Regions from separate parts of the Mus musculus genome. Here regions 2, 3, 4 and 5 are each linked to region 1. Evidence: chromatin loops called from intact Hi-C (ENCODE). Cell type or tissue: left cerebral cortex. All regions are shown on one strand.

Region 1 (5,000 bases):
TGGACACTTACAGCATGCCAGGCACCCGATCACAATCCAGAGAATCACGCGTATTTGTTCTCTCCTGCAGGGAGGGAAGCGGAGGCATAGGAAGAGGAAGGGTTTCTCTCAAGGTCAGAGACCACTTAGCAGAAGATCTGGGAAGCCCAACTGCGGATTGTGAGTTAGCAAGTTGGCCAGGTCCCCCTGTCCCTGTCCCTGACCCCAGATATCATCCTGTTTGCTTGCAGTGGCCCTTGGCCCTGTGCTGGTTTGAGCAAGCAAGGTTGCTCCTGAATCTCCACGGGGCATTTGAACATCTCCCAGCTGGTGCCTTTGCTGATCGCTTCACCCACTTTGCAGTAATTAGGGCTTAGGGTCTCATTTGAAATAACAACTCGGGGGCAGGTGGTCACTGATGGGAGTGAGGTGGGTCCCACTGGACCAGGAATCCTAGAGTCCAGGCCGAGCCCAGCCCCCTTCCCCACAGCCCTTTTCATCTCCACCTGTGAAAAACTCGGAGGAGGATGCTGCCCGTCTCCCTCTCAAAGCAGATAACAAATGGAGAGAGATTTGGAAAGTACTTTAATGAAAGGAAAACAGCTTCCCCCTCCAAGGCCCCATGCTAGGTACTGCAGAGATACTTCTAAGTCTCGCAAAAAAATCCTTTAAGGTGGAAGCATTATCCCAATTACAACAAGCTGAGCTCCGCATGCTGAGTGGCCTGCCCCTCCCAGCCCCCAATCAAGGGCCTGCTTATGACTTTCCTGGCTGGGATAAAAGCTTGGAGGGAGAGAGGCTAAGGCCTTAACCCAGCCCTTGCTGCTCAGTAGGTCAGGGTGCACAGCAGGGAGGTGGGACAAGAACCCGATGTCCATCTCAGGATGCATCATTAGCCAAGGCCAGCAGAAGGGGACAGCTAGCTCAGGGAGGACCCTGGGCATAAAGGTCTCTTCTGATCCCAATCCTGAAGAGACACTGGCTCCAAGCCCCCGCCCCTGTACTCTCAGGTACACACTTCTCCTCCCTCTCTTCTGTTCAAGAACCCCAAGTTGCCAGCACATGCTTAGGGGTGCCCAATGACCACGTGTCCAACACCCCCGTGAGCCATCCAGAGCCCAATTCTCACACCCAGAGCACAGGAGAATATGGAGATGTGCAGCTCTGTCTCCACAATGACCTCAGCAAGGAAACCAGACCCTGCCTAAGGCATTGAAGCCCCCCTAGAAGGCCCATTTGGCCTGCTCCCTTCTCTCACCTCTGGGTTCTAGCGACCAGAATGAGGCCTGGCACTCAGTAGGTGCTTTACTAAATCAGAAATCCAGGTTTATTTTTCTTCTCTTCTCTGGCTGGCAGCTTAGGATGAGGAAGGCTTGCCCCGCATCTCTCAGATTTCAGGACCCACAGGCCTGCAGACCAGGGATTCCCAGATGCTCACACAGGAGCCTGCGCCCACACAGCTGTGGAGTCCCAGCCCAGACCTAACACCAGGGTGAACAGAGGGCACTACACAAGGCACACTCCGGGAACATGTGGGTAGAAAATATTCTCCAGAAAGGAGAGAGGGAGGGAAGAGATGAAGTGGGGGAAAGAGGGGGGGGGGGGGAGAAGGGATGGAGGAGCCAAAACCAAGGGTGGGAAATGGGCCCTGATCTCCCCTCCTCTAGACCTACACACACACACACACACACACATACACACACCCCAACCCAGCATCTACTCTTTGCAGGCCGTTTTGAAGCATCCTAAATGCAGTGCTGGGGAGTCGGAGAACAAGACAATGATGAGAGGCAGTGAAACCGCACCAGCCTTTATCATCACCTCGGCAAGAGAGCTCTAATCTGCTGGGGGTGGCCTCTGTGGGGGAAGGGCACGGCCCAGAGTCTGTCCTGGGAGCTGCACTTGGGGTATGGGGATGAACGGTAGGGACAGAGCAGGAGATGTGGCCAGACTGTGTGTTCTGAGCACGTCTCTTGAGTTCAGAAGCACTTGGAGGTTTTAGGGTACCGCTTGCAGTAGCCGCTTCCCAGGATGGGTGAATGACAAGCAAGTCCTCTATGGTGGAGAGTCGACTAGGGTGGAGGAGTGAGCGGGAGGTTCCTACAGCAAAACCCCACCCACTTGCCCAAGGTCAAGGGGAGTCAACCTGCGGGGATAAAGACTTGCCGGCGCCCCCTGGCGGACTTAGAAGATACCCTCACTGGTCCAGTCTTGCAGAAGCTATTGATTCAAGAGCCAAGTGGGGAAGGCAGACAAGGAGGTTAGACAGGAACTCAGGTAAGAAGGGTAGAGAACTTCAGTCGAGGGAAAGAGGGGCCTCCAGACAGGCTTTTAGCCCCTCCCCCAAACTGTTCTAGCTGCCTGAGGAGCCTCCTGCTCGCAGGCACTGCTCTGAGCAGCCGTAGTGATTCCCTCAGGCCTTCTACGGTTATGGAAGGTTCTCCAGTTGGGTGCCAGGCCAGCGCAGGGTCCCCTTCTTGTCTCTTCATCCACCCCTAATCTGCTGCCCCAAGCTTAGTTCTAGCTCATATCTTCCTATCCCATCCTGACATCTCACCCACTGATACCCCGTGCCTGGAAACCACTACTGCCCAGGCCCAGGACTTGGAGCCCAAACAGAAAGTTTGTCCCGAGGGGTGGACAAGAGTTTTGAAGGAGTCCTTGAAGCTGAGTCCGGATGTTGATTCACGAAGTGATTCCAGTTTAGTGAGTGAGAACCAGAAGACAGGCCTGAACCCCCTCAGCAAACCTTTTCCCCAGCCTGGCCCTGGGACCCATACCCTTCCTTGTGTGTGGCATTTGAGTCTGCAGGCAGTGGTAGAATCTGCAGAGACAAATCTCCCACACAATGAGCAATGAGGAAAGGACTGCTCAGGCCAGCCTGAGCCCTCCATTCTAGGACGGCAGTCACATGCGAAGCAGACCCTGTCACACTACGCAGACACAGAGAGGCAGGCTCTCTCTCTCTCTCTCTCTCTCTCTCTCTCTCTCTCTCTCTGCCTCTCTCCTTTTTTCTGTCATACACACACACACACACACACACACACACACGCATGCACTCACACCTACACACATGCATACAACTCAAAACCCAGACTCCACAGGCCAGAATACATTCAGGGGTCTCTCCTTGGACCCCGATCTCCTCTCAAAAACCTAAGATCCTGCTGAGAAAGGACAGAGCACAGGGGCTGGCCGCTGTCTCCGCTGGGCCTATTTCTGAGCCCCCTCCCCCAGGCTTCCTGACCTCCCAGAAAAGAGATCTACCCACCCCCTGCTGAGCCCTCTTGCCCCTTCACTCCACACACACCATCCAACAGACAATTAAATCCCAATCATCACAAACACTCATTATATAACCTTCTCCCTGGCAGCTGAGGACTCCTCTTGGCCCCTTGGACTGCCCGCTCCAACCCGACCTGGCTTCATGCAGCGCGACCTAGGTGGGCGCCTAGGGTGACTGGCGAAGGAAGGGCCCTCCACCACCCGGCCTGGAGGAAAGTTAAACCCTGCCCGGGGTTCTCTCACTCAATCCCGCCCGCCGTCCTCCGTCTCTAGCTAACGCTCCTAGCTCAGCCCTGCCGGACACTGGCACCAGCTCTGATCCAGCTGGTCGCAGAGCCGCAGCAGAGGGACAGCAGGACGGACGGACAGACCGCCCGGGCCCCCGCCAGCAGCCTGACTTGTTGAATAAATTTCTGCAGCGCTGGTTGAGCCGGCTTTGGGTTTCAGTATTGGCACCAAGAGAACTTTCGTGGCCTTGGAGAGGGGCCCCGGTCAAAGTTCCCTGTCCTTCCAACGCAGGGCCCCCACCCCACCCCCCAAGCAAGGGATGTGACGCCCACCTGATGGGTACGCGCGGGCGGGTGAGGGGGATCAGTCCCCAGAAATAATAAATAAATAAATAAACAAACAAAAACGCCTCTATAAAGAAAGAGCCCGACGCGCCAAGAAACCAAGCTGGGGGCTGAGCCTCTCCTTCCCCCTCCACCGTCACTGCCTCCCCTACCTTGGCATGGACGTGGCTGGGCAGCGGGGTCGTCCCGGGCAGAGATGCGGGGGTGACGCGTGTCCCCGAAGCCGGCGTGGAGAGGGACCCCGCGCCCCGCCGGCCCCACGCCTCAGATTCCGGGATCAGCTGCGCCCCCGGGGCGAGGGGGGCGGCGCACGCAGGGTGGCGGGCCCGGGGGCGCGGGCCATGGCGGGCGGGTCGCCGCGGCTCGGGGCGGGTGGCGCGGACGAGCGGCGGACCGCGCGGAGTTGGAGCGCGCGGCGGGCGGCGGGCGCGCGGCGCTCCGGGCCGGGGGCGGGGGCGCGGGGCCGCGGCAGGGCAGGTGCGGGGCGGCAGGCGCGGCGGAGCGCGGGGTCGGGTCACCCGGGTCCCCGGCTTCGGCGCCCCTGGCGCCCCCGGCCCGGACTCGAGGCGCAAAGGGGCTGCGCGCGACGGGGGCTGCGGAGGAGCCGGAGCGCCAGGCGGTGCGGGGACGTGCGGCGGCGGCGAGACCGAGCCGCGCCGCGTGCGAGGAAAAGCCGTCCTTATACTGACACCAAATGTCTTCGGGGAAAGCTGCAGGCTCGGGGCGCTGGAGGGGGAGGTGTGCGGGCGACAGACTGAGTGACGGTGGCGCGACTGAGTCCCCTCCGGAGAGGCGGGAGCCCCCGGGAGTGCAGCCACCTCCTAACAATTTAGGGTCGCACCGCTGGGGAGGGTCCTGACCCTTTTGGCCCTGGGCTTTGTCCATCATGCGTAAAAACGGGAGAGCCTTTGAATGAGCAGCCCAGGTGCCTAACGCTTATTGGTCTTGTTACACTTCGGATTCTCACTGGGCTTCCTGTTGGGGTGCTTGCTCCACTGCCCAATGAGGGGGTCACCAGCATAATGCTCGAACCGGTCTCCAAAGGTCGTTCAGAAACCCAAGTTCCCACCAAGCTTCCCATTCTGGTCCCACTTCTTCCTGCCCTTCAAGATGGACGCAAAAGACCACCAGCAGTGGCCGTTGCATGCCTGTAATCCCAGAAGA
Region 2 (5,000 bases), 200 kb before region 1:
TTAGTCAGGGTTTCTATTCCTGCACAAACATCATGACCAAGAAACAAGTTGGGGAGGAAAGGGTTTATTTGGCTTACACTTCCATACTGCTGTTCATCACCAAGGAAGTCAGGACTGGAACTCAAGCAGGTCAGGAAGCAGGAGCTGATGCAGAGGCCATGGAGGGATGTTCTTTACTGGCTTGTTTCCCCTGGCTTGCTCAGCCTGCTCTCTTATAGAACCAAGACTACCAGCCCAGAGATGGTCCCACCCACAAGGGGCCTTTCCCCCTTGATCACTAATTGAGGAAATGCCTTATAGTTGGATCTCATGGAGGCATTTCCTCAACTGAAGCTCCTTTCTCTGTGATAAATCCAGCTGTGTTAAGTTGACACAAAACTAGCCAGTACAGTTTTCAAACCCAAGCTTCAGAGTCAGTTGTGACTCATATCCTCTCATGTCACCTTTCCCTCCAAAATGGAGGTACATCTAGACTCAGCTCATCACTGGCATCTGATCCTGTCACCTCCACGATCTCTGTGTGTCACCGTAGCAGCCTTGTGACCTGGCCCGTCCCTTATATCCTTTCTTCTCCTACTCCCTTTCCTACATGGTCACCCTGCTACAGCCATCTAAGATCACGAGCATCCCTGGAACGTGTCAGCATCTGTAGGGACTTTTCTCTCTCTAGAACGTTCTAGACTCCTCTAGTGCTCATGATCAACCTCAGTGGAGGCCCCTCTGATCATCCTACATGAAGTAGTAACATGGTCCCCACCAGCCTGCTCGTTCTCTGCCTCTCCCCCTGAAGGGTTTTATCCCCCTCCCCTGCAATAGGATTTATCACTGTCTGACTAGCTAAATATAAATCCTTGTTTAATTATTCATTTCCCCTCCCCCACCGTGTAATCTGAGCTCCAAGGGGGTACAGGCTTCATCTTTTTGTGCACTGTCATATTTTTAGTACCTAGAATAGTGTGTGACACACCGCCTAATAAATATCATTTGAATGGATGAGTGTATAAAATGAAAGGAGCAGAAGGGGTGGGTGGGGCTCGTCAATCTCAAATGCCACCGAAATATCCTGAGACAGGACTGAAAATTTTCCACTGGATTCAGCAATGGACAGGCCAGTGCTGGCCACAGGGGCAGGTCCATGAGAGAAGAGTGGGGCCATGCTACAGCATTATAAGGAGCCAAATAGCAAAGAAAGAACTGAATTTAATGCAAAGAAGTATTGTTGCCAGTTGTGTGGGTAAGTGTAACAAGAGAAAGGAAAGCAGAGATGGCAGATGGGGCCTAGGAGAAGAATTTAAAGTGGAAGTGACTAGCTGAAAAGAGAGAACTCTCATGTGATCCAGTAGTCACACCTGAGAACCTTTTCAAAGAAACTGAAATTACTGTATGTGGACGAGATGTCCTCCCGCATCCCCTGCAGCCCAGATGTGGACGTAATCAGAGTGTCCATAAGCAGAGGGGTGCACACAGAAAGGGTGTCGTGTGCACGATGGAACGCTCATGGCTTCACAGGAAGAGGAGATCTTGTCTGCAGCAGCCACGTGGGTGAACCTGAAGAGCATTGTGTTGTGTTGCTTCAAATAGGCCAGGTACCGCAGAATAAACCACACATGATTCCACACACACATGGAGTCTTCCAAAGCAGAAGGAATTTAGAAGCAGAGGGTAGAGTGGCAGTTCCTGGAGCGTGGAGATGTCGGTCAAAAGTAATGTCACTAGGAGGAGGTACAGCGTAGCGTCCCGATAAATAACAATATAACGCTTGAGAATTTCTAAGGGAAGAGAGCTTAAACATCTACAAAAGGATTAGTGAGTGAGGTGGTAGGTATTTAATTAGCTTCATTTAACTTCACATTGTATCTCTAGACCAAAAATCACATCATATCGCATAGACATTCACAGTTTCTGTGTGTGGAGCTTAATAAATATGGATGTGTTGGTATGGGAACAGAGGAGCACATCTTTGGGCCAAGGGCAGCTAATACAGAGCTGAAGCCAGGAAGAAGCACTGACCAGAGCAAGCCTTGGTAACAGCCATAGAACAAGGAGAGAGCTGAGAAGATGACTCCTGACCCTCCAGGCTGAGGGTGAAGGGAGGGCTGGGCACAGGCCCAGTGCACTTCAGCTGGCTAGCATGAGGGGATGTCAGGGCATCTCAGTTTAAAGTCTGTCTTTCCCTGGTGCTCATGGAAGAAGATCAACTGCTAAAAAGTAAGCGGGAAAGGTCATGTTGACAAAGGCACCTGAAGACAGCAGTGAGGGTTTGGAATTGTGTGTGAGAACGAGGGCTAAAAGACCATGCAAAGGACGTTCTCTCCTGATGCTCCATTGAACAGCAGGACCATGAGGTTTCAGTGGTGTGCATCTTCCAGCCGGAACTCCAGGTGTTAGGTAATCTACAAAGGTTAAAAGTCAGGAGATGCAAAGAGTTGGAGGGAGATGTCTCAGGCCTGGATCCAGCAAGGGAACCACAGTAGAAGGCAGGGCCTCGTCAGCTTTAACTGTCAGCTTGCCACAGCCTGGAGTAAGAAGGAAATCTCAGTGGAGGAGCTTGCCTAGGTCGTACTAGCCTGTGAGCATGTCTGTGGGGACTTGTTTTGATTGCCTTAATTGATGTAGGTGGGCCCAGCCCACTGTGGGCAGATAGTCACGCATTTCATAAGAAAGCCAGCACATTGTGGTTCTCAGTGAGTGAGCCAGTAAGCAGCATTCCTCCATAGTTCATGCCTCAGGTTTTGGCTTTGAGTTCCTGCCTGGACCTCCCTCAGTGATGGACTGGGACATAGAAGTGTGAGTCAAAATAAATCCTTTCTTCCCCTATGAAGCTAGAGCGGACTCTCAAGGTCACCTTAAAGGACTCTCAGATTCACTCCACTAGAGGGAGAAGTTGGGGAGGAGCTGTCACAGAGCCATAATAGCCAGAGCAGCCACCACCAGCAGAGGGACAATGACAGTGACCAGGAGAGAGATAGACACTACCATCACTTGTGTGCTTTCTCTGTTCTGACACCCACAGGACAGAACACTAGGGACAAGAAGAGGTCACACAGATCTCAGGATGAGTGGGGAAGGAAGGTGCAGAGGAGAGGGCACAGGAACAGGTGGGACCTCATGTGCCTGGAGGCCAGCCTGCAGTGCAGGCCATAAGGCTGAAGGAGCCAGGCTCCAGTCAGAGGGACGCTGGGCCCACTCTCCGCCAGCCATGGCGCTTAGCCCTGCCACTGGACTCCCCACCCCCACCCCCGAGCCCCCGTTGATCTCTGCCTCTGTCTTCAGCTCCTATTTCCTGTCATCTACTGACTCATTGAAATTCCTTCCAGTTATAAGAGTTTTAGGTATTCTACTTGGATTCTTTAATGAATAATCTGCTTACTTTCAGTTTTGTAATCTCTTACTCGTCACTCATCTTTCTGAAAGATGTTTCTCTCTTAGCTGGTATATCTGGTGTTTTATTTCCACACTTAACAATTGCAGTGACTGAAGTCCTTTCTGGGCTGTGCCTCCTCGGTACACATTCTATCTGCCAAGTGTTATTTCGTGAATGAAAATATGTAGAATGTGCTGCAATGAGAGAGAATAAGCCAAACATAGATAAGTCATGGAACTGTGCTGCAAACCAGTCAAGAAAAATGTGAGCAGAGGCCTGCAGGAAATGTTCGGTCGTGCAGCAGTCTGTCTAGGGGAGGGGGTCGGTTTGCATTGTCTCTGTAAGTCAGTGAGGTGGTCCCAGAGGGGTGTGCTCTCGGGAGAATGCTGATGGCTTTAATGGCGGTCTCGGCGTATTTTGAATAAGATGCAGTCATGCGTCTTAAGAACCAGCATTTCTTCTTCATTCACAGTAGAAATGGTATTTAAAGGCTGGTTGCTATGCTATAAACCTACCCAAGATGTTCGCTTGCTGTTGAAGTAAAAAAGTTAATTCTTGGGCTGCATGCCTAAGTGGGAAAACATAGGAGAGTTCCCACTCTGTGTCTCATCCCGGTCTTCCTGAGTGCACCCTTCTCTGTGTCCCAGAAGCCGCTGCTGAGGACCTGTGGGCACAGGCCACGCACCATACCCGAGGTCTGCAAGAGCAGGGCTTGTTCATGCTCTGCTCACTTCCGGGGAGAGCCATGACACTGCCACAGCTGGCTCCTAATGACTGCTCTCTGGACCTGTGAGTGTTTCCCCTGGGCCAACCTCCATTTAAAGTATTTTGTAGTCTAAAATAATTTAATTCTGGCTAGAATTAAACCTCTGACCCAATTTAGTTTAATTTTCCCTCTCCTGGAGTCATCATTTGTCACCGTCAGTCTTCCGGTCACTGCCTCGTACCTGCTTATCTCCCAGGGCCGAGGTGTGCTCGAAGCACAGGGTGACCTTTACGTGGCAGATACCAGCTTTCATCTCGCTGGATCCTTAGAGACACGGACTGTGAGATGGGCTGGCACTGATCACCAGCCTCGCAAAGGCCTGCATCCTCCTTTCTAGGCCTGCAGTCTAGGGAAGGGATGTGAGTTTTTATCACTGGTGAACCTTAGCTGTGACCTGAAACTTGGTAATGAGCACTCTGTGCCTATTTTATCATCCATGATTACAATCCATTTTCATGCCATGGAGGCTGTTAGCTGCCCCACGTGAAGCTTTTCAGAAGCCTTTTTCTGTATGTTCCAGTCTCTATCTCCTTGTTAGGGTTGAGCCACTGCGCCAGGCTTCCTGAAGCAGCAGTCCATGCATCTGTGAGTCGCGGGGCTACAGTGCCCACCATGTTTCTTTTTCCATACTTGGTTGTAGTTGTAGCACCACTGGATGGGTCGTGCAACTCTTCCACACTTAGCACAGACCCTAAGGAGCCACTAGCTGTTCCTATTTATAATTATTTAGGATTTTGTGCATGCACCACTAAAAACAAAACAAAACAAAAAAAAAACCACTAAGTTTTTTGTGTGTCATGCATATGATTTAACTTTTACATTCAATATGCATTTTAGGTGAATAGCCTGCCTATTTTAAACCAATATATT
Region 3 (5,000 bases), 330 kb before region 1:
GGGAAATTGAACTATCAATATAGTTTATTCAGTAAATATTGATTGGTTTTTATTTATTTATTTTTCTGTAATAGTCTGCACCTGTCACTGCTACATTTTACACCTGGGAAACAAATTTCTATATTTCTATAGAGACGGCTAGGTTTCAGGGTTGGGTAGTAGTGGTGAAAGGAATGAGGGAAGAACGAAGGCAAGGAGGTGGGGAGAGCATAGCCTGGATTCAAACGTGTGTCTTCATGCTGTTCTCTGTAACTTCAGTGCTCCTGAATTCTGGAAGAGATGAAGAGACCCCTTTCCAGAGATCTCCATCCTCACAGATGGACTCAGTGCAGGGTCCCTGCCAGGGGCTGGCTTTAGAAATGGCTGAAATGCCACCTGCCACACAGCATGAGAAGCTCCAGCCTCCAGGGACAGCCAGCCGCCTCCAGTGGCCTGCCCTCCTCCCCAAGCCGTACCCCACAGATGATGCCATTTGTGGGGTTCTAATGCCAGCCTGCTTCCCGCTGGCCTTTCGTGGCTCTCTCACGCATCATCCATTAGCAGCCCTGAGACGCAGATCAGCCTCCCGGCAGGGTGACACACACCACACAGGAGTGCCTGGGCTGATCATCTCTGCCCTTGAGTTTCCTTGTAAGCTGCTTTTACTAAGGGAAAAAAAATATCACCCTGAAAAATATTCAAGTGATGTACAAGGGATGTTTATCTACATTTAAAACCTCATCGGCACAAGATGCATGTGAAAGCCACCGGGCAGTTCCTTAACATGACTCCATTTAGAAGCCACATTAAATAGATTTGTTGGAAGAACTAGTTTTCATCAAAATGGTACCAGGCAAGAAACTTCTTGAACAATTTCAGCTCCTCCTAAGTTGGCTATGAATAGCCAAGGCTTCCATTTTATGTCTCTCTTAAAAGGAGCAATTGCATAACGGCACATAGCTAAGTGAGACTCAGGCTCAGGACCCAGTGAAAGAGGAAGCCGGGTCCTAAATTGAATCAGTCATGACCACTTCCTATTTTGCTGGGGATAGCGCTCATTTGAATGCGTGCCCCAGTTTGGGTTGTAATTTAGACAGCAGAATGTCTTGCAGTGAGAAAGAGACAAAGAGAAAGAGAAAGGGACAGAGACAGAAAGAGACAGAGATGACTTTTATGAATATTGCTGACCACATATTTATCAGAACATTAACCACAAATGGAATTTTTATTAGTTTATCTATGTAGGATATTAAGAGCTTACCAATTTTGAACTTTGGGGTTTGGGTGCAAAGAAGAGCTAGAACAATTCAGTAAATATTGATTGGTTTTTATCGATTTGTTTTCTGTAGTAGTCTGTACTTGTCACCTATTATACCCCAAATGCTTCCTGATACAGACACTTGGAGGTTCCAGCCTTTATACTCTTATTGTCATTATTATGCAGAGAGAAAGTCACCTGAAGCATTGCTATGTTGATCAGACTGGCCAGGAACACCTAGACTGAAGCAATGCTCCTGCCTCAGCACTCTAAAGGCTGGGATTACACAAAAAAGACTCCGTGCAAGCAGGTGAAGCCCCTCTTGGAGCCAGCGGAAAGCCAGCTCAATTACTGTTTAGAAGTAGGACACCTTAGTGCTGCCTGGGGAGGAGGGAGGTGATTACAGCTAGGCCCCACTGTACACAATAGGAAGGTTCTTGGAAAGTTGTTCTGAATAGAGTATTTGTAAATGGAATCGTATTAGCATGTATTATAGAGACTCTCTCTACAAAGGAGCCCTGCGGGTGAAACCCTTTCGAAATGGAAAGGAAACTTTGTTATGCAAATAACTATCTTTTAATTGATCCATTTTAAAGTCGGAGCTTGTACGCATTCAATCTTAAAAAGAACACACCTGTGTGTCACCTCTAGCTTCCCCACCCTGGGGGCCAAGTAAACATTACCTGGCCATCTTGCTCAGCTCTGAAAGTGCTTTACAAAACTGCTGTTAGAGACAGAAGGTTCTACCTTGGCGTGTAGACCAGGGGTCAGGAGGCTTTTTCTGGAAAGGGCCTATAGTAAATACCTTTGGCTCTGAGTGGTATGGTCTCTGTTATGTAATGTTGTAGCCTCTAGGTCAGCCACAGATGACAGATGAATGGGTACCGTTGTGTTCCAGTCAAAGTTTATTCATGAACACTGGCATTCATTTCTTCTTGTGCTTGAGATAAGGTCTTGCGTATCCCAGGCTGGTCTCAAGCTGGCTAGGTAGACAAGGATGGCTTAAACTCCTGCTTCTCCTGCTCTGCTGAGCTTCTAGGCATGTGCTACCACAATAGGCTTAGCAGTAGACTTCTTTAATTTATTCTTTTTTTTTATTATTTTCTGTTTGTTTGTTTGTTTTTATGAGACAGGGTTTCTGTGTAGCCCTGGCTGTCCTGGAACTCACTCTGTAGACCAGACTGGCCTCGAACTCAGAAATCCCGCCTGCCTCTGCCTCCCAAGTGCTGGGATTAAAGGCGTGCGCCACCACTGCCTGGCTAGCAGTAGACTTCTTAAAGGGAGAGACTATAAGCTAATGAAGTGAGGATTAGGAATCCATAGACATGAATTGGAATCTGCAAGAGGCTGCTTGCTTCCTGGGTATTGTGTTGTCTCATCCACAAACTGCAACAACCACAGGTCCTTCGTGTGTAGACCCTAAGCAACATATATGTAGTAGGCATGTGTGTTAGAGTCTATATAATCCCCAGGCAATGCTTAGTTAATATTTCATAAGTGTTTGTTACATTCATAAAAGCATAATTAATAACCTACCACCAGAGTTACATTTGAGTCCATCAGAGGAAGGGACCTGGGTATCTAAGTTTACAAGGAACAGTTAATTTCCTACTCTAAGGTGCCAGGACTAACCAGCAAACTCAGCTGGAGACACTGAAGCACACACCCGCTCGAAGGAGCCTGCCTTATTTAATCCAACAGAGGGCAATGGTGCACCCTAAACTGCAGCTTGTACTTTGTAATTTTTTTTTCTTTCTTTCCCTCTGAGGCCTTATAATCTTTATCTAGGCAGGTTTGGTGACTGTCCCCATTGTCCCTTGTGAGTTGTGAGGCTTATAAACTGTCTCAGAGCCTAGCATCTATGAAATGCAGCCTTGCTTGGATGGAAGAGAATTAGACACCATCTTCTCCCACACATTTCTGGGTTTAAATTCCTTCTGAATGCCATGGAAAGATAGTTCCTTTCATTTCAGGGCTCTGTCTTTTTTTTTCCCCCTCTTCTTCTCCTGCCCTTCAGAAACAACATCTTACTTTGTAGCCCTAGCTGGCTTCATATTTGCAAAATCCTCCTGCTGCAGCCTCCAGACTGCTGGGATTCCTGGTGCAGGCTAGTGTGCCTGACTTTTGTTGAGCTTCTGACTATATATTAATGATCTTGTATTAAAATCTGTATTGTGTCATTTCCTTCCTTCCTTTCTTTTCTGTTCTCTTTCTTCCATGTCTGTGTGGTTCATATATGTGTGTGCATTCATAGATATTTAGGCACATTTGTGTACATGCCTGTGGATGTTTAAAAAGCAAACTTGGGTGTCTTTCTCAGTCACTCTCTAGGGATTGAGGCAGAGTCTCCTGCTGAACCCAGAGCTTAGCAATTCTGGCCAGTCTTGGTCTTGTGGGCCCACAAGCCTGCCTCAGTGGAGCACCTCTCTCTTACTTCCTAGGAACACAGGCAGCAACGATGCCTGACTGGCTTTTAAGTGGGTTCAGGGATTCAAACTCTGGTCCTCTCTGCAAGCACCTTCTCCACTAAGCCATCTCTCAAGTTCCTAGTGTGTGCATTTCCTTGCCCTGACTGCTGTAGCCATGGCTGGGATCATTCTGCCTTAGTGGGCATTTAGCTTAGCAGGGGAGGACAAAAAGGCATAGGTAAATGGCGCCTGAAAAATCTGTAATCACTGGATGGACAATGACCCTTCAGCTCCCTGTCAGCTTCTGTTTAAATGTTCTACCAGAGGCGCAAACCAATTTATGTGGGACGCAGGAGGCTTGGCTTCTCTACACGTTGGGCTCTTGAAGAACTGAAATGTTAACCTGCCTGCCAAATGTCTAAGAAGTCAGACACATCCCCTTACTGTGTCGTCCTGAATTGTCGCTAACGGATCCTCTGAGCCTTTAAAGCAGTGACCTGCGAATTCCTTCCTAGCAAGAATCCACCTCTGTTTCTTCAAAGATTTGAATCTAAGGCCAGAGAGTGTAGAACCGGGCAGCTCTAACCAGTTCATGCACGGATGGACCCTTGCTATTCTGCTTTTGCCCCAGATCACTGCTGCAGGTGGCCCTGCATCCAGGGGTGGCTCTCAGGACTCTCTTCATTGATCTGTAGCCAGGGATTCCTCTAGATATTGGTCCACTTAAATGAGAGACTCCATCACTTCCTTTTTTGGTTTAGGATCTTTTAGGAGAATAAACAGCCTTCTCAGTGGAGACAAGTGATCTCCCTCCAGAAAATAGATGCACAGCTCTGATTCCGCTGCCACGGAAGAAAGCAAGACTAGCGAAGCACATCCCACCCAAATCACTTCTATCCAGGACGCGGAGATCTCCATCCCCTCCAAAGTGACCATGGGCGTACAGGGCATTTCTTATTTTTCTCCTGCCCTCTTTATTTTCTCACTCCTATGCCCCAGGGGAGCACAAATCCCCCGTCAGGACTGGGCTTGGAGACCCAGAGGAAGTGGCTTTTGATTAGAAGCCTCCGGGGCCCCACCCCCTACTCCCATCCATTTCTGTCCTGTGCGCAGGTGTGTTCCCCAAATAACAGTTCATCTTCTTGCTGCTTCTCTTCTGCGGGAAGCCACCAACAGAGCTGTCTCTAATGACAGGAGACAAAGGGGCAGCTGGTTTGGCAGCAAGGTGGCTGAGCGGGCAGGCAGGGAGGATCATACTTTCTCCTCCTCATCTGGAGAAGCCTGAGGCTCTGTCCGTCATCACCGTGACGTGCCTGCGGGGTGGGTGGGGGTGGGGCAGGTCATTCCAGGCTTTA
Region 4 (5,000 bases), 210 kb before region 1:
TTGTTTGTTGTTCATTTGAATTGATTTTGTAGAGTTACATATATATGCACATATAATTTGTGTTGCAAATCACTTCTAGGCTGTGACTTGTCTTTCAGCTTTCTCAGTGATGTGTTCAGAGAAGTTTAAGGATTCTTTCCTTCATAGTTTTGTGAGTTTGTGTTTCACAGGGTGAAAAGCAGCCATCAAATTAGAGATGTGGCTCAGTTAGTAGAGTGCTGGCTATGCAAGTGTAAGGACTTGAACCTGGGTTCAGATCCCCAGGGCCTATAAAAAGCCTGGCACAAAATAGACTATCTAATATAGTCCCCAAGGAGGCATGAGAAGCCCGCTTTGGAGTTGTTGGTCAGGGTTGTCCAAGAGAACCTAAAACACAAAACATTACAGTCTTTTCTGTTGTCCTTGGTTGCCCCCAAGAGGTAGAAGGTAAGTCCCTGTTCCTGAAGACACCATGCACTTCAGACACATGGGGCCCAGAGGACTTGAGCTGGATCTGACCTGCAAGCCTCCTCCTGAAGGTCTAGTTTTCATGGCCAGAAGGTGGCATGCAGCTCGCAAGGAGGGAGACAACCAACAGTGCTACCCAGCCATGTTACCTACGGACCGCATCAACAACCGGCATGGCACAGTGATACTAAGGGTGCAGCAGTGACCTGCATCCTGTGACAGGAACCAACAGTTTTCTCATTGGGTGTAAGGCCCTCTCATCAAGAAGGAAACTGTGCCTGGCTCTGGAAACCTAGCCAACTACTCAAGGGTACTGAGGTCATGGATCTTGGAGGAGAGCCTACAACTGTCATTTTAATAAAAGAGCATAGTCCTTATCTAAATTAGAAATATTTGCCTTCATATTTACAGATTAGTCCTCACCCTTCATCAAAGAAATGTCTCTTTGTCACATAGGGAAACCATTGCTGAACCACAGCCAATTGAAATGCAGAGTTGTAAAGCCCAGTCCTACTGATATATCTGCAACTCAACTCCTGCACCTTAGGCTCAGGAGTCATAACAGAAGAAGGATCAGCAAGACCGTACAAGCCAGAGAAGCAGGATGTTTGCTGAGAGATGATGCCTTCTAGTAGATCAGAAGATATTCTACACCCATGAAGTCGCACTAGCATGGCTGCCTAAACAAGATCTGAATGTAGACAATACCAAGAGGCATGCTAATGTGGAAAGGAGAGCACTCAGGGAGCCTCAGCCCTAGACAGAGAACCACAGGCAAGCAAGGAGTGCAGGGGAGTGGTCTTCCTCAGGGACGAGTCCCTAATTAGTTATTCAACGCCACGTGGTCAACCCTGGAAACATGCATACGAGTAACATTATACAGACTGATCGGGTTGTATGTATGTATTTAGAAGTAAGTGTGTGTGTGTGTGTGTGTGTGTGTGTGTGTGTGTGTGTACAATTAAAGAAAAGAGGCCATGCATTTGGAAGGGAACAAGGCAGGGGAAGTGGTACATGGCAGTGACTGGAGGGAGAAAGGGGAAGGCAGAAATATAATTATATTAAAATCATAAAATTAAATTATTTGATAGAAAAAAATGGTATGATGCATGTATTCTTATAATCATAGCTTTAGGGAAAGGAGACAGAGACAGGGACCCCTAAAGCTCATTGGCCGGCCAGTCCAGCCTGATGATGGTGCTTGCTGCCAAGCCTGACAGGCTGGGGTTTGCTCCTGGAGTCCACACATGGAAGAAGAGAGTGGTCTTGCACAAGTTGTCCTCTGAGCTCCACACACATGCCAGGGTGCTCAAGGGCATGTGTTGTTCTAAGTATTAAAAATCATATAAAAATATAAAAGTAAAGGTGGTGAGAGATTGAGGAAAGACACCAGATGTCAACCCCAGTCGTCCACACACAAGGGAATGAGCCCAACATGCGCACACTACACATATACACAACACTAAACACACACTCTAAGACTGGTTCCCCAAGCTCATAGGATGTCTTCACCCTGCTATATTTTCATGGCTTGAGTTACATCATCCATCTTGGTGTCTGTGAGAGGTTGCAGACAACAGCTTGGCCGGCCACTTCCTCTCAGAGTGCTTATAGCTTAGTCCACTTCACCCATTCTCCGGATGGCGTGGCCGAGGTGGGGCACTCGCATGCTCATATGTACTCGCCTGTGCGTGTGCATGAGGAGTCTGAGTCCTATACTCGCTAGATTCCTCTAGCTTTGCTATTTTTTTTTTAAATGAAATAAGGTCTCTCATTTAACTTGGAGCTTGTCATTGTGGTTAGTCTGGCTGGCCAGCGAGCCCCTGTGGTGACAGACATATGTGGTGACAGCAGGCTTTTATGTGGGTATGGGATCCGAACTCATGTCCTCAAGCTTACATGCCAAGCATTTCCCCACTGAAGCATCTCCTCAGCACCTCAGGGATGGATTGGTCAAGATTGAAGAATCTTGAAGTGAGTCTGGAACCTGCCCTGGCAGTGAGTTTAACGGTTCTTCCCGATTACCTCAGTTTGTGCAGTGACCACGACTAAACTAACACACCTTAGGGCTGTTCCCGTGGATGACGATGGCACTCTTACTATTACATAAACGATGGCAAAGTGACACTATTCCTCCCCGCTAGAACAAGGCAGGCTTTTATTTCTGTCTCTGTGATTTGATGCAGATTTCAAAACACATTTTTCTGCGTTTCTGTCCAGCTCTCTAACTTACCCTGTCAACAGATGGCTCTGATTTCCATGTTCTGATTTTGGCAACTTCAGCCCATGGCAAAAATAAAATAAGAAAGCTATTCTGGCCAGGCCTTCCGTTCTGCTCATTGTCCTGCCTTCCGTCCCAGTTATAGCTTTTCCTTATCACCTGGTGGTGGACCCTCAGCCTTACACCTCTGTATGTGGCAATCACCCTTCACTGCTGCATTGTGTTTCCCTGTAGATGCACTCTGTCATTGGCACTGTGTGTCACGTTTGTTGGTTGTTTTGTTTTGTTTTTAATTGCACGCAGGGCTTGTACGAACTCATATAACTTGTCCAAGACTGCTAGATGTCATGGACAAGAAATTCCCAAGCCAGTTATTTGTAAGTTAGATATGGGCTCCTTGAAAACGCCTAACCATGCCAGATTGTTTTCTAAAGACCTAGTCTCTATAAGTTTCCCCCCAGCCCTGATCTTGTCACATTTGAAAAGCTGCTGAGGTAACGGGTGAGATGGTCTCCTGCTTGTTCTACACTGTTTTTTTTTTTTTTTTTTGAATGGAGCCGAGTGTGTTTGCAAGTGTGGAAACCTTCCACACGCTGACTCACCGGGGCTTCCCTGTGTGAAGCATCTGCATGTATCTCTTGGCCACTTTTCTGCTTGCTTGTTTGTGTGTTTCCTAATTGGTCTGTAGGAGTCTGTGTCCGGGTGGGCGGCTGAGCCCGCCATCTCCTGTGTGGTTGCAGCTCCCTGTGCTCTTTACGCTGCAGATGGAGGCCTTGCAGAACACTAGCTCAGAGTTTTAATGAGGCGGAGTGTTAGTCTGTATGATCCCGGCATTTGTGTCTTCTCTGATTTGGGACATTTCTTCCTTGTCCTGAGAGCATGCGCGTAACACTATATGGGCCCAAGTTTTAAAACTAGTTTGCTTTTCACAAATAAAACAATACACAGTTGATGGTGGTGTGTAATTGAATTAGGCATCCAGTTTTTCTCCATAGAAATCATTAATTGAAAAGTCTGTCCGTTCCCCCAGTGACCTGCAGGGCCACCCGTTTTCTAAAGCATGGTTCACATGCATACAGTGTGCTCCTGGGCTCTATTTGGAGCCATCAGGTATGTGAAGTCAGCTGTACAGCAAACAGTTTCCATTACACTATGTTTATAACCGCTCTTGGTGGGCTTTCCTTCAGCAGCAGGGACTGTCCACCCCTCCACTCTCCTGCACCAAAGTTTGGCAAGTTCCTTAAAAATCCCACTGGAGTTTTGATGGGCACAGAATTGAATCTTTAAGTCAATTTAGAAGAAATGACGTCTTTATAATAGCAATGCATCTCATTGCCTTAATCCTTACCTTCTGTATTTATACTTTTCACAGACAGGTGTCTTGTGATCTTGGCTAGATTTGGTCCCTTGTGCTTAATGTGCATGTACTTTCAGTGCAAGATGGTACACTTATGAAATTTCAACTTAAGGTCTAAAACTTCACTTCAGATTTGGAATTTCGGTCTTTTCTGGGATAGCAATCTGCCACGTATTTGGCCGTGGTACTGGCTGGAGGCTGAGAGCCGAGTCCTCAGTCAGCCCTGTGGTCTTATGGGGCTCTCTCTCCAAGGTGCTCTGCAGGGTTCTAAGAGGGCAGCTGAGCTCGGCATATTCCTGCACTGTCAGTTTGCTCTGTGGTCAGTTGACAACAGCTTGATCAGGTCTGCCTCATGGGGCTTGGCTCGAGTCTTGAGACATACCTTTGTTTTCATGGCTACTCCAAGAAGCTTCATTTGATACATTTCATTTTCTGTTTGTTGATGGTGCAGATGAGTGGAATTATTATTTTTTGTATATTGATTATACCCTTAAACTCTTAGCAGTTTCCCTGATTTATGGATAGATCCTTCTGAGCATCTCATGTTGGAAACCACATCATCTGTAAATAATGGCAGACTTAGTTCTTCACTGGCAAACTCTGAAACTCTTGTGTTTGGCTCTCCCATCCCTGCCCCCCCCCCCCACACACACACTCCACACACAGCTGGGTAACAGCACGGCCAAGGCTTCTGAGACCTGGTTCATACCTACAAGAGGTTGGTGTCAACCCCAATTCATCGGAGACATTCGCTGTGCACTGTACACTGTAGATCCCCATTGTCAATTTATCAGCAGTTTTTTTTATCAAGACTATATTTCAGATTTTCTCCACTTAGCATCTATTTTGATACCTACAGATTTCTCTCTTTTAGACTATCAATTTTCATAAATTATTGATTTCTAAATATTAAAGCAACCTTGAATTTCAGAGAGAACCCTCAATTGGCCTGGCAAATTCCCTTTTCTGCTTATT
Region 5 (5,000 bases), 350 kb before region 1:
ACTCTTTTGTGAGCTATTCCCTGCACTTCGAGGTCATTTACCTAAAAAAAAAAAAAAAGTGGATCTAGGTTTGATGAACCTTTACAGAGGAAACAGAGATGTAGAAGAGACACCATACGGTCAGGGCGGCAGTGGCTGGAATGTTCCAAAAAAGTCAAGCACACTGGGTTAGGTGACCGGTGGCTGCAGCTTCTGCCAGGAGAGCACAAACTCCTCTCTGCTCTAGAATGAGAGTTTCCATCACAGCCGGTAGAGGTTGGACCCTGTCACATTGCTTCTAGATGGCTGCTCTAATTGCTGCTGTCGGAAGGCTAATTAACGCTCGAGTCCCTTTAGGACAAATGCACGGCAGGCCTCTGTGCTTCACAGGATCTGAGACCCTTGACTCCAGACTCAGATAACAGGAGGGACACTTCCTCCAGACCTGGGCCACAGCAGTAGGCTGGAGCCTGGGGTTTCTGGTGTCCCACACCTCTGCAGGGCTGAGCAGCTGATTGCCACACGGAGAAGGCACAGTAGTGACAGGAGTAGGCGGGTGGCGTGTGCTACCACAGCTATAGCTCAAAGGGAAGTTTGCAGCAGAGGCAACAGGCAGAGACCTTTAGAAAGGCAGAGGCATCTAGAAAAGCTACGTTCTCTAACTAGATTAGAGTATGGAATCTTTGTTTTTTTTTTTAAGACTTCCAAAATTTTCCGTACATTTTGTGTCAGACACAGGAGGCCAGGGTTTCAATCTTCCTTATTATTCTAAAGCTTATTTTTCACTTTATTTGATGTGATTTATTTATACTTTTGTTTGTATTAGTTAATTAATTACTTTGAAATAGGATATCTCTATACAACCCTGGATATCCTGGAACTCCCTCCCTATATAGACCAGGCTGGCTTCGAACTCACAGAGATCTGGCTGCCTCTGCTTCCCAAGCACCTGGAATCAATGGTGTGCACCACCACACCCAACCTATTACTTTTGTTTTGAGGGGACAGGGTCTCATGTAGCCCTGGCTGACTTTAAGCTTGTTATATGTTAGAGGCTGGCTTTGAACTTCTGACTCCACTTCCTATAACTGTACGTGCTGGGATAACCTTTTTCCCCAACCTTGGCCAGGTCTGATGGCTTTTATTGATCATCTTTGAACACCTGGGACCATTTTCTTGGTGCTAGGAAAATAGTGGTGAGCAGAGCGGACAAGTGACTTCACTCTCAGCAAACTGACATTCTAGGTGGCCCGGGAGATGCACAATAACAACAGAATAATCAAAAATGGCGTGCCAGGGGATTATGAGCCGGGGGAGAAAATGGAAACAGGGTGGACAGGATGCTGGGGATGGAAAGTCATTTAAAATGGCCACAGGAGATGGCTTTGAAAGCATGACAACCTGAACTGTCACAATCCCCAGCACCCACACAAAAGCCTGCCATAGGGACGGGTGCCTGTAACCAGGACTGGGGAGACTAACACAGGCAGAGCCCCAAGGTTCACTGGCTGGCAAGTAATAGACCAGACAGAGACCCTGTCACGAGAGGTGAATGATAGCCTATAGGTGACACATGAAGGTATCCTCTGGCCTCCACATTTGCTATACTCATGTAACACCAACCACTGGGGAAAATAAAATGGTAATAAGAAAGGTTTACTGGAGAAGGGTGTGGGGGATGGCAGGGTGAAGGAGGACCTAGCAAAGGAGCCTGAGGAGAAGCCAGGGCGCTGGAGGCCCCAAGGGGAGGAGGCGGAAGAAGAGGCTTTTGGAGGTCACAGAGTTTGTTCTAGTGGGAAGAATGTCCCATCCTGCCGAGATGGTGGCTGAGAAAGTAAGGGTGCAGTCTTTAGCTGGCCCGGACCTCGTTGATGGGAGTCTGGGGGTTCCTCGGAGGATAGGCGCATGCGCAGGGTTGATAATAGCGTAATAGGGAAAGCCAACACTTTTGAGGGAATGGAAAGAAAACTGGAAGGAGCTGGGAGCAACAGTGGTTTGTTTTGTTTTTCATTTGTGTCTTTGGCCGGGGAGGTGGTGACTACAGCGAGCCTGTCAGCTGAGTACAGAGAGTAGATGGGGAGCGGTGTGTGGGGGGTGGGGGTGGGTGGGGGGGTGGGCGTCGACTGCTGTAGGCACCCGCAGCTGAATCTGAATGTGGCTGCCAGAAGTGATGGGCCAGTGAGAGTGGGCATGAGGGTGGGGAGGGGACCAAGGCGCTTCTCTTCCTGTGAGTTCCCTCACCCGCCATACACATGGGAGGAAGGCGACAGAACTGAGAGGTAGGTGGGAGACTGACTGGCCTCAAGTGGCCCCTTAGCAGATGACAGAAGCGCTAAGGACCCATGGGGGGAAGGCGGTCAGTGGTCAACCTGTTGGCTAAGTGGTCTCTTCTGGGTCACAGAAGGTGACTGCCTGAGTCACCAATAGTACTATGATTTTCTTACAAAGCCTATGCTCTTTGGGCTCGACCCTGGCTCTGAGACAAGATTAGATTTCTATCTAACCCTTGTGGTCAATTCTTGAGACAAACACAGCCCAATCTGTGTTTCACTTCCTCTTTCTGGAGGGAATCTCCCCTGCCCACCCCCCCCCCCCCCAGACACGGGTGAGCAAGCTGATAGAGTTTGGGATTCCTGCTTAGGGTGGAAAGCCATATTAGGCAGTCAAGAACTTTGCAGGAATGGCTTTTGACAAGTGATGTCCAACAGCGCCCCCTTTGGGATTCTTAGAGATCCTGCAACTGCATTCGTTATAGGTGATTTTAACAAGCTTCCTCCTCCCTGCCCCTCTCTCTATGTGTACATATATACATATATATAATTAAATAGGCGATTCATGCACATGGTGTAAACTTCAAAAGGGAATGTGATGCCATGCAAATAAACCTTCCTCCCACTCTGGCCTTCCGCTGCGGGGTTCTGGAGGCTGGGGAGGGAGATCTCCAAAGGCAGCCATTTCTGACAGTTCCTTGGGTATGCATAGATAATTTTAGTGACAACTGAAAAAAGTAAGGGGAGCGTGTGTGGGTAGAGCCATCTTGGCAGGCTGGGAATACTTACTCAGGAAACTCGATATCTATAAAATTCTTAGGCACATATCCTTCTTGGCTTCCGAGCTCCGCCTTGAGCCACTCCTCCTGGTTGCTTAGTATCTAGATGGAAAAGAACAAAGGATTCTGAAGAGAGGACCCCAAGCAGCAGGAAGGGGCTGCAGAGTCTAAGGGATTGGATGGGACATCAGCTCCAGGGCTTAGTGGGGAAGGAGGGAACACCACCGCTTACTTCTCTAGAATCTGGCTCCTCTTTACACCATTATTTCTCTCCACTTATGCTGCCACTCATGTCACCCACCAGAGCTCAGACCTGGCGCTCAGAGACTGCCCTGCATCTCTTCTTACAAGTTTAGTTCTTCACATGTCTGTATGTGTGTGTGTGCTTGCCCCTGTGTGTGTGCACAAGTGCTCAGAGCGCATCTAAGGAGGCCGGAGGGCAACTTCTGGTAGTCCTCTCTTTCTGCTTTGTGGCTCCCAGGGATCAAAGTTACCCACTGAGCTGTCTTATCAGCCACCAATGCATTAATTCATTTGTTAATTTTTTTTTTTTTGAGAGAAGTCCATGTGTAGCCCAAGCTGGCCTGGAACTATGAAGGATGGCTTTGAACTCTTGATCTTCCTGCTTCTACCTTCCAAGTATTAGGGTTATAGAAGTATAAAAATCATGTCTGACCAAAAATTTATTTTTTAAACAAGAAGATTAAAACTTAAATGTCTAAGGGAGACCAGCTTTCTAAACTGTCAACGCTTCATATTTCATATTCCCATTTTGAATTTTGAAAATGGTGGGAATGGGATTCCGGATATTTGGGATGACAGTTCGGGTATGGTGTCTCATGGCTGTCATCTCAACACTCAGGAAGGTGAGGCAGGAGGATTTCTGTCAGTTGGAGGCAAGCCCGAGCTACATAGCAGTGAGCTCCAGGGCAATAGAGTGAGAACTTGAGAGGGAGGGGGGCTCTCTACAGAGACACTTGCCAGGTCCTTTATAAACTTAGCACCAGATCATAGACAAAACGAAGAATTCTTCTGTCTTCTTACTATAGGGCCCTCCTTGACGGATACCCACATGTGGTTGCCTGCCTTGGCTACTCACTTACTCAGGAGACATGGCTGTACGTATCTTCATTGATTTCAGAAAAAAAAAACGAGACGACCTTGAAAATATTTGCCATCTCCACTCAGAAAGCTTCTAAAGTATGTGGGCTTAGACTAGAACAGTGACTCTACCCAAGGGTGGCAGCATTAGAGACTGGGAAACCTTTGATGGTACCACCAAACCTCTGGAGTCACTTTCCAACAGCCCCCTCCCCCTCTCCTCCCCTTCCCTTCCCTCCCACCCCCACTTTTCGGTTCCTCTCCCCCTCTGGTTTCTGGGCTTGGAGGAAATATTAACTCTTTGCTTCTCTTTCTTGTAGCTGAAAATGTTTTCATGGGTGGAGATGCTAGGGCAGAAGGAAGAGCAGAGAGCAGATGGGAAAGATAGCCTGGAGACCTCCCTAGGCAACGAATGCTAATTGGGCCAATTGTGATGACCCAAGAACAGGGTCTGAGGTACATTCTTGGAGTTTGGTGTCTTCACTCTAGCTAGAGGAGGTTAGAAGCAAGGGGCCTTGCAGCCCATGGTTGAAAATTCTGGATTTTTCTCTTCAGATTGATAAAAAGATTTTTAAGTCAGGAAATGACAGTAAGAATGAGAGTTGAGGAGGAGCCTTGAGGAGGAGCTGGGGGTGGGGTAAAACCAGAGGAAGGACAGAGGGCGATGGGCGTAGCCCACTGTGTAAGGGACCATGGGGTCTGCGCTAAGGAGAGGCGAAGACCTATTTCAGAGGATTCGAGGAAGGAAAAGAGGAGCAGGGTTTTGTAACCATTTAGGGTTGCTGAGGGAGAAGGGGATTCTGGGAAAACTTTGGGTTTCTAGCTTGGGAGACTGAGTGGGTGGTGATGTCTCGCTGAAATAGAGAGGAGC

What was found. A loop is a pair of places that touch in the nucleus more often than their neighbours do. Peaks named below come from ENCODE experiments on the same cell type or tissue, not always from the same donor. Only the 100,000 strongest peaks of a DNase experiment are listed, where the experiment ranks them.
Region 2: a loop joins it to region 1, with 2.2 times the contacts of the local background. A loop is called at or near these places in 5 of 42 quality-filtered maps.
Region 3: a loop joins it to region 1, with 4 times the contacts of the local background. A loop is called at or near these places in 8 of 42 quality-filtered maps.
Region 4: a loop joins it to region 1, with 2.7 times the contacts of the local background. A loop is called at or near these places in 3 of 42 quality-filtered maps.
Region 5: it touches region 1 in a loop (4-fold over the local background); 5 of 42 quality-filtered maps call a loop at or near these places.

What each region holds. Positions count from the first base shown.
Region 1 is chr15:80,286,766-80,291,765 of GRCm38, reverse strand. Cacna1i (calcium channel, voltage-dependent, alpha 1I subunit) reads right to left here and starts at 4,528. Exons shown (of 37, transcript NM_001044308.2): 1 at 3,989-4,528. Gm31319 (a long non-coding RNA gene) reads left to right here and starts at 2,035. Exons shown (of 2, transcript XR_384257.3): 1 at 2,035-2,256; 2 at 3,354-3,898. In left cerebral cortex, CTCF peaks have their summits at 2,162 (motif pointing left) and 4,554; DNase peaks (open chromatin) are centred at 2,876, 3,601, 3,911, 4,546 and 2 more places; H3K4me3 peaks cover 3,069 bases; H3K27ac peaks cover 3,161 bases.
Region 2 is chr15:80,483,712-80,488,711 of GRCm38, reverse strand. The region is part of intron 4 of Enthd1 (ENTH domain containing 1); the gene reads left to right. Among named protein-coding and RNA genes, the nearest start is that of Gm23220, 28 kb to the right of the region's middle. In left cerebral cortex, a CTCF peak has its summit at 2,875 (motif pointing right); DNase peaks (open chromatin) are centred at 1,256, 2,749, 3,560 and 3,859; H3K27ac peaks cover 919 bases.
Region 3 is chr15:80,615,979-80,620,978 of GRCm38, reverse strand. The region is part of intron 1 of Grap2 (GRB2-related adaptor protein 2); the gene reads right to left. Among named protein-coding and RNA genes, the nearest start is that of Mir6957, 28 kb to the left of the region's middle. In left cerebral cortex, a CTCF peak has its summit at 2,931 (motif pointing right); DNase peaks (open chromatin) are centred at 936, 2,955 and 4,816; H3K27ac peaks cover 761 bases.
Region 4 is chr15:80,498,953-80,503,952 of GRCm38, reverse strand. All of the region lies in intron 4 of Enthd1 (ENTH domain containing 1), which reads left to right. Among named protein-coding and RNA genes, the nearest start is that of Gm23220, 43 kb to the right of the region's middle. In left cerebral cortex, a CTCF peak has its summit at 2,831; DNase peaks (open chromatin) are centred at 2,664 and 3,332; H3K27ac peaks cover 545 bases.
Region 5 is chr15:80,632,466-80,637,465 of GRCm38, reverse strand. Grap2 (GRB2-related adaptor protein 2) reads right to left here. Exons shown (of 8, transcript NM_001289442.1): 3 at 3,039-3,130. Among named protein-coding and RNA genes, the nearest start is that of Mir6957, 11 kb to the left of the region's middle. In left cerebral cortex, a CTCF peak has its summit at 2,711; DNase peaks (open chromatin) are centred at 405 and 2,892; H3K27ac peaks cover 1,710 bases.